Linked DNA regions of Homo sapiens: region 1 is linked to region 2. A link is a contact called in ENCODE Hi-C or POLR2A ChIA-PET data. All regions are on one chromosome and are shown on one strand. The core of a region is the stretch at or near the end of the contact, and the rest is flanking DNA. Distances in the headings are between cores, read along the strand shown.

Evidence for each region. A loop is a pair of places that touch in the nucleus more often than their neighbours do. ChIA-PET counts read pairs that join two places held with the same protein, here RNA polymerase II (POLR2A). Pooled maps may share reads with other maps.
Region 1: a loop to region 2 is called in a map of endothelial cell of umbilical vein, with 5 times the contacts of the local background. The contact joins two enhancer-like sites. A Hi-C loop is called at or near these places in 13 of 168 maps with a recorded cell type or tissue (IMR-90, K562, Panc1 and 9 more) and 10 of 50 pooled maps. POLR2A ChIA-PET finds 5 or more read pairs at or near these places in 2 of 52 experiments (IMR-90 and Panc1).

Annotation. Positions count from the first base shown.
Region 1 is chr3:11,556,047-11,559,107 of GRCh38, forward strand. ATG7 (autophagy related 7) reads left to right here. Exons shown (of 21, transcript NM_001349232.2): 21 at 1-1,619. VGLL4 (vestigial like family member 4) reads right to left here. Exons shown (of 5, transcript NM_001128219.3): 5 at 23-2,781. The coding sequence ends at 2,510. Among named protein-coding and RNA genes, the nearest start is that of VGLL4, 86 kb to the right of the region's middle. Within about 2 kb of position 1,469, at least 16 of the 41 ENCODE cell types and tissues checked have a DNase peak (open chromatin) inside an H3K27ac peak, as active enhancers do; they include Panc1 and endothelial cell of umbilical vein, where a contact is called at or near this core.
Region 2 is chr3:11,378,381-11,381,674 of GRCh38, forward strand. It overlaps ATG7 (autophagy related 7), which reads left to right. Exons shown (of 21, transcript NM_001349232.2): 19 at 1,592-1,672. Among named protein-coding and RNA genes, the nearest start is that of ATG7, 110 kb to the left of the region's middle. Within about 2 kb of position 1,296, at least 3 of the 41 ENCODE cell types and tissues checked have a DNase peak (open chromatin) inside an H3K27ac peak, as active enhancers do; they include Panc1 and endothelial cell of umbilical vein, where a contact is called at or near this core.

The sequences.
Region 1 (3,061 bases), core at 219-2,718, 180 kb after region 2:
GAAACTGCACACGTACACTATGTGGTTTAAGAGCACTTTATTATTGTTCTTAAGGCTACTTTTAAGTACAAAAAAAGATGGCCTGCCAAACCTTTTTTTTTCTTCTTCCAGGAAAAACAGGCCACAGAGAATGGTATATTACAGATTTACACACATGAAGAGAAGGTCAGAGCGCACTGCAGGCAGCGCGGCTCTGGGAAGAACTTCACGGAGCCCCTTCTTAGAGCAGGGAGGGGGCTTTCTCAGTGAAATGTTTGGTTTTCTGCTGCCTCCTCTGCCCCAGGCCCCCCTCCAGGGTACTGCCTATCCCAGATAGGTCAGTGCACCAGGGACCCGGCCGCCAGCACCGCCGACCCCTCCCAGAGTGACGCCCTTGTTCACTGACAAAGAGACCTGTCCCAGGAGTGTCCTCCACCGAGCCGGTCAGCTGTGGGTGGTTTTCCTGTTACGACGCTCAGTAGCCTGTAGCAATAACAAACTCGTGGCTATGAATGCAGATGCAGTGTTCTCATAGAATAACTGTTCCTGCACTTTTACAGACAAATCTACGACAAAAAAAAAGATCAACTTTTTTTTTCCGAACAACAAAAAAAATGAATGATTACAATAGGAAAGGGAAAAATTAAATAGCTACATATCATTAACAAATTAATGTTCTTCAAAAAATACCTACAAATTTCTCTGTACATTCTTTACGCACAGCGTAACGATGGTCTCAAAATCACCCATATAGAAAAGTGTTCTCAACGATTTTTCCTACAGAAAATATAGGGGCCTGAATGCCAAAGCTTGGAAGCCCAGTACAGTGGGAGTGAAATGTGTGCGGGGCAAGGAGAAGGGCTTTTCTTTCCTCCACTTTTCAAAGGCCTGCAGCCACTCTGTGACTACAAGAGCCAGTCCTCCGACCTTTTCACCCAGTGCCAATTTCCAAAATTCAACAGCTAAAAACTGTAAAACCGGGGGTCATACGGTGTGCAGAGTCCACAAAGCCTTGCAGGTGAGGTGACCACGCCCACGTCACCTGGTCAGGTGCCATCGTCGTGAGCCTCTGGTGGGCCAGGTGGGACACAGCACACCCCAGGGGGAGGGGATAGAAACGCTCATTGACCAAAAAGGAGCAGCTGTGACCTCCACAGCTGTGTCTGTCATGCTTGCTTCATCTAATTTCTAGTTAGTAGCTATTAATATAGCAAATAATAAATGCAGTAATAACAGTATAAAGTCAGAGGAATGTATACTGCCTTGGCCCCAGCGTACGAGGAAGCGTATAAAACACCATATCACAGATTGTCTGTCAGTAATCTGCTGTTCAGCCAAGAGAGTTCAAAGGGAGCAGTTTCTGCATGTAGGGAAGTTGGAAGACACAAACCCCACCTCCCCTGGGAGCTTGTAACAAAGCAGACAGGGATGCAAAAATAAATGATGTCAGCCTGCAGCCAAACTCCAGCATCCCACACCGCAGCTGACCCACTGCTCATCGCGAGGGCCTGCCAGGAGCTGGCCTCCCGCACTACTTGTGAGTAAAGTGAATATCAAATACCAATCTTAGAGTACAACTGTACCAGCAGTAAGTATATCTAGGACTGTAACTGACAAAAATAAACTAATTCTGAAAAGAAGATAGTAAGTATTAAGGTTTTTGTTTACTGTCTATATAATTAATAGAAACCAGCTATTTTTTCTCCATTAAAACATGCATCACGTTTAAAGCACTATGGAATCCTCCAACCTCAGCTCTAGTCTAACAAACTGCAGTGTTCAGAGAAGATAAAATGCCCGTGATTGGTAGAGTCTGCAGTCCAGTTGCAAGCACCTGAAATCTAGAGAGAGAAAGACCTATAACCTGTATGAGACTTCCCCTTCCAAAGCTGTATTGTCTACATTAAAAAAAACAAAAACAGTAACAACAACAAACACACAAATGGTCAGAAATGTCATCCTTAAACCCTTTGTTTTTCAGCAGTTTGCCCTCAGAGTTCTGGCATAACACATAAAGTTGTCAGGCAACTTTAGTCCTCCTCCAATAGTGCAAATCAGACACGACAGTTCTCTTCAAGTATACACACGCACACACATGGACCGAACCAAACACGCCGTGGAAGCTGAGCCACACACACCCCGGTCTCAAGAAGCAAAGGAAAAAGCACAAAGCGTCTGAGTCACCAATTCATCATGGCTTGTGACTGAGAAAGCGCTGTGGAGTCCTGGCCCCGTCGGGGCAGCAGACCTGCATCAGAGGTTTCTTTGGTAACTGAGGCAGGAAGTAAGGATGCTACATTAGACAGATGTTCCACGCGTAGTTCCTGCTATCATGTTTGAGGGCCCCCTTGTACGGATACCAAGCAAGTACAAAAACAGAACACAAATCCCAACAACATGGTTTTTGCAAATAAACCATCCCTTCCCTTCCCCCCACCCCACCCCCATGATTTTTTTTTTTTTAAGTACTGACTGTTCAAAGCTCAGGCAAACCATGCAGATCCACGTGTTGTTGGAGGAGGCGCTCCCTTCAGGAGACCACAGAGGGGGAGTGACTGTGGCTGACCATGTGGGCAGAGGGGCTGGCGGGCTGGCCCCTGCGAGAGGCGGACTCAGGGCTGCTGGATGCTCCGTCCTTGGCCGCTTTGATCTGGAGCCACGTGTCACCCAGAGCTTTGGCAAAGTGGTCGTCCACGGAGCCCGTGATGGACACGGAGTTGGGTGCCGGCTCGGGCTCCTTGTAATTCTTGCCCAGGCTCCTGCGGAAATGCTCCTCCACCACGGGGTCACAGGTGGTGGCAGCTGCAGGCAAGCAGGAAGGCAGGCAGTCAGACACAGGTGGCTGCAGACAGACAGGCACGGTTGCAGCACCCTCCCTCAGGCAGCCCAGAGCCGGACTGGCTGCCACGGTCAGCGTGGGCTCTGCAGACAGAACCCACCTCCCCCGGCTAAGTCAGGCACTTGGGCAGGTCACTTTTCTGTAAAATGGTGATGTACCAACTGCACTGGGCCAGAGTCCGAGTTCAGAAAGAGAATGTGGCATTAAATTTAAATAACAGTAGCCGCTGCCCTCCCTGCAACT
Region 2 (3,294 bases), core at 46-2,545:
TGATAGAAATGATAAATTCGGGCTGGGCGCGGTGGCTCACGCCCGTAACCCCAGCACTTTGGGAGGCTGAGGCAGGCAGGTCACCTGAGGCCAGGAGTTCAAGATCAGCCTGGACAACATGGCAAAACCCCATCTCTACTAAAAATAGAAAAAACTTAGCTGGGTGTGGTGGTGGGCGCCTGTAATTCCAGCTACTCGGGAGGCTGAGGCAGGAGAATCACTTGAACCCAGGAGGCAGAGGTTGCGGTGAGCTGAGATCACACCACTGTACTCCAGCCTGGGCGACAGAGTGAGACTCCATCTCCAAAAAAAAAAAAAAAAAAAAAAAATTGCTGTAGGCATGTTTTTCCAGGTTTGATTTTTTTCCAGAGAGAAGTATGCACAAACAGTTAACACTGTTACAGTGTGAGCATCAGGATGGAGTTATCCAAAACTCAAAAGAAGCCTTTTTCTTTAAATAGTTTGTCAAATTGTTTGTTTTTCGGGGGGTGGGGGATTTGAGGGAGAGGGCATGGTGTTAATAGGATGGCTAAACGGTGGTGGATCGGGTCTTCTGTTCTGTTCAAGTGAGAGTGTTAAAGTTGTGAGAAGACCTAGTGTTGAAGACAAACGCTGTGGTATTCTGAGAGGGAGGGAAGCAGAGAAGCTCAGGCCGGGGGCAGGTTCACATCAGGAGGTCCATTTTTGAGTCTTGGCTCCATTACTTACTGTTTACCTGAGCCAAGTTGCCATTCTTCCTGAGCCTGAGGTTTTTCAACATAAAATGGGGAATTTGAAAGGTCAAATAAATTAATTCATAATATTTGTGTTGTCTGGTTTATTATAAACGTTGAGTCCTATGGAGAGTTTAGAGATGTTACCATTCATATTTTTATGATATATAGAACAGCTTAAAGCTCCCCCTTTGGTGTAAGTATAGTATATACAGGTATAATGTTCTGAATAAATTACTTCAGTTATAGTTTGTGAAACCTGATTATAGCTGATACTCTGGAAATGTAACTCAGTTGTAGTCCAGAATTTTATGCTCAAGGTGGTGCTGTTTCCCCATAAATCTGATGATGTTTTACATTTTATCTCTATCTGTTCCAAATCAAGCAAATAACTGGATATATGTCTAGGGCCATTTCGGCCTTCCACAGTCCCCCAAGCCATCTTTCCTTGTGAGACCCCACCCAAAATCATGTCATAGAAATGTGTATTTACCCCATATTCACTAGAACACATGTGGGAGCTTAAGAGTTGAGTATACCAGTGGACCTGTTCAACATTTTGGAAGACATTTGTTAAAAAATACTTTAGATACTACAGCTTGCTTTTTGTATTTTAGAGTCAGTTTGTTTTTAGGTCAGAAATATTTGAAAAGCTTGTAAGCCCTGGCTCCTAATGGAATAAAGGACCTAATATAGTTCTTCTGCAAACTGATTACGTTACAAGGGAAAATACTCATTTCGAACTTATTTTTGCTCATAATCTCTTTCCGGGCCGCCATATTAATCATTTCCTACTTGTTGTCAGAAACCAGACGTGCATTTCATAGATGTGGTCGTTGTGTGTTTGATGTGAATTGTTTTGTTTTGTTTGTTTTTAGATCCGGGGATTTCTTTCACGGTTTGATAATGTCCTTCCCGTCAGCCTGGCATTTGACAAATGTACAGCTTGTTCTTCCAAAGTAAGTCATTTTGTATTGGAGGGACTTGTTTTTAAAAGTGAGCGGGTCAGCATTTGACCGCAGCCTCACCAGCTGGAGCCCTTGAAACCAACTAAGGGCTTTTTGTGGGGGAAGGGTGGGGTCTAAACCCTCAGAAAGGACTTTGTTTTCATGGATCTGTATTCATTCTCACAGTGGTTTAAAACCAGCCTGAGAAAATGTGTAGGGAGACTGAGTTAAAATATTTCAACTCTGTATCAATACTTGCATCATGCTAATTTTGTCTTGAATTTGAACTTTACTGCTCTTTGTTCCTCCCCAGAGGGTTCCCTCCTAGCCAGGACCCTCATAGAGCAATTTTTTAAAGCGTTACTCTGAGGGTGAGGCGGCCCTGGCTATGCATCTTCTGCAGATCCACATAATTACAAAGAAAAAGTAAACAGAGATTAGGGGCCTGGATGGGGAGCCACTAAAAGGGCCCCTTCAGCTTTGATCTTTCCAGAAGCTCTAAAAATAGAGCTGGTATGTTAGCCATCGTAATGTGAAACGGCTGATATATCTCAAAACTACAGTGATGGCATCTCGTGTTTTAATAGGCTTTCGGATACCATCTGAGTGATTTTTACATGCACACTGTATGTGATAGCTGATTTCCTTTCAAGTGTTCCTTTCAGCCTTCTGCTGCCCAGCGACTTGACCTGGGCTTTTAAGGCTCATGATTGCTGATAAGTAAAGATTTTCATGTTGAAGTGCTATACAAAATAATGTTGGTGACCACTAATCCCCAACTGTGGCTTCTCAGTTACAATTTGGAACTATTTTTCGTGTAGCCTTCGTCTGTCTGCCACTGTGGAAGAAAGAGAATTCTAGGGATGTATTTCTCTATTCTGAGTTGACAAGCTTCCTTTGAAAACTGTACTTGGGCTATATTTTATGGGAAGCACAATCCTGACCAGTTTCTCTAAAAATTGAATGTAGAATTGACAAGCAATGTTGATAAATTTGGTTACGTTTAGATGCTCAAAAATTGAGACTAATTATTTTCTTTTTGCTTCCGAAGTAAACTAAGCCTGTTTTATTATGCATCCCAAGTGCCTATGTTGAGATTTCAAGCTTAGACTTTGTCAGTAGTTACCCATGAGCCCATTCTTTCTGTAGTTTCCTTTAAGATATATCTGCTCAAGCCAGGACCTCAAGGATGTCTGCATGCACCCCCATCTTCAGAAATGCAAGTTTTAGGATTGTATACTACATCTTTAGTGGAGCAGATTTTTTTTTTCTTTGAATGGTTGAGCTAACTGGTCTCAAAATAACTTGGCAGTATTAATTTTCATACTGAAATCATTTGGCACAGGTGCCAGGTTTTCTATGGCTTTATGTTGGTCTGGCTAGTCAATGAAATAAAGATAATTGGGTTCTCTAAGTGAAATGCAAACACTCATTCATTCTTGTTCTATTTCTAATTAAATTAGCCTTTCAGATACTGTTTATAAAAGAATCACAAGCATACCATCTAACTGGGCGTTCCTTATACTTTAAAAGAGAATAGCTTAGCATTTTTCTTTCACACTTATTGTAAGCTTTTAATTAAATATAGGTATCACTTTTTTGTTAGCAAAATTATTTCCTCTTGGTGATCATTT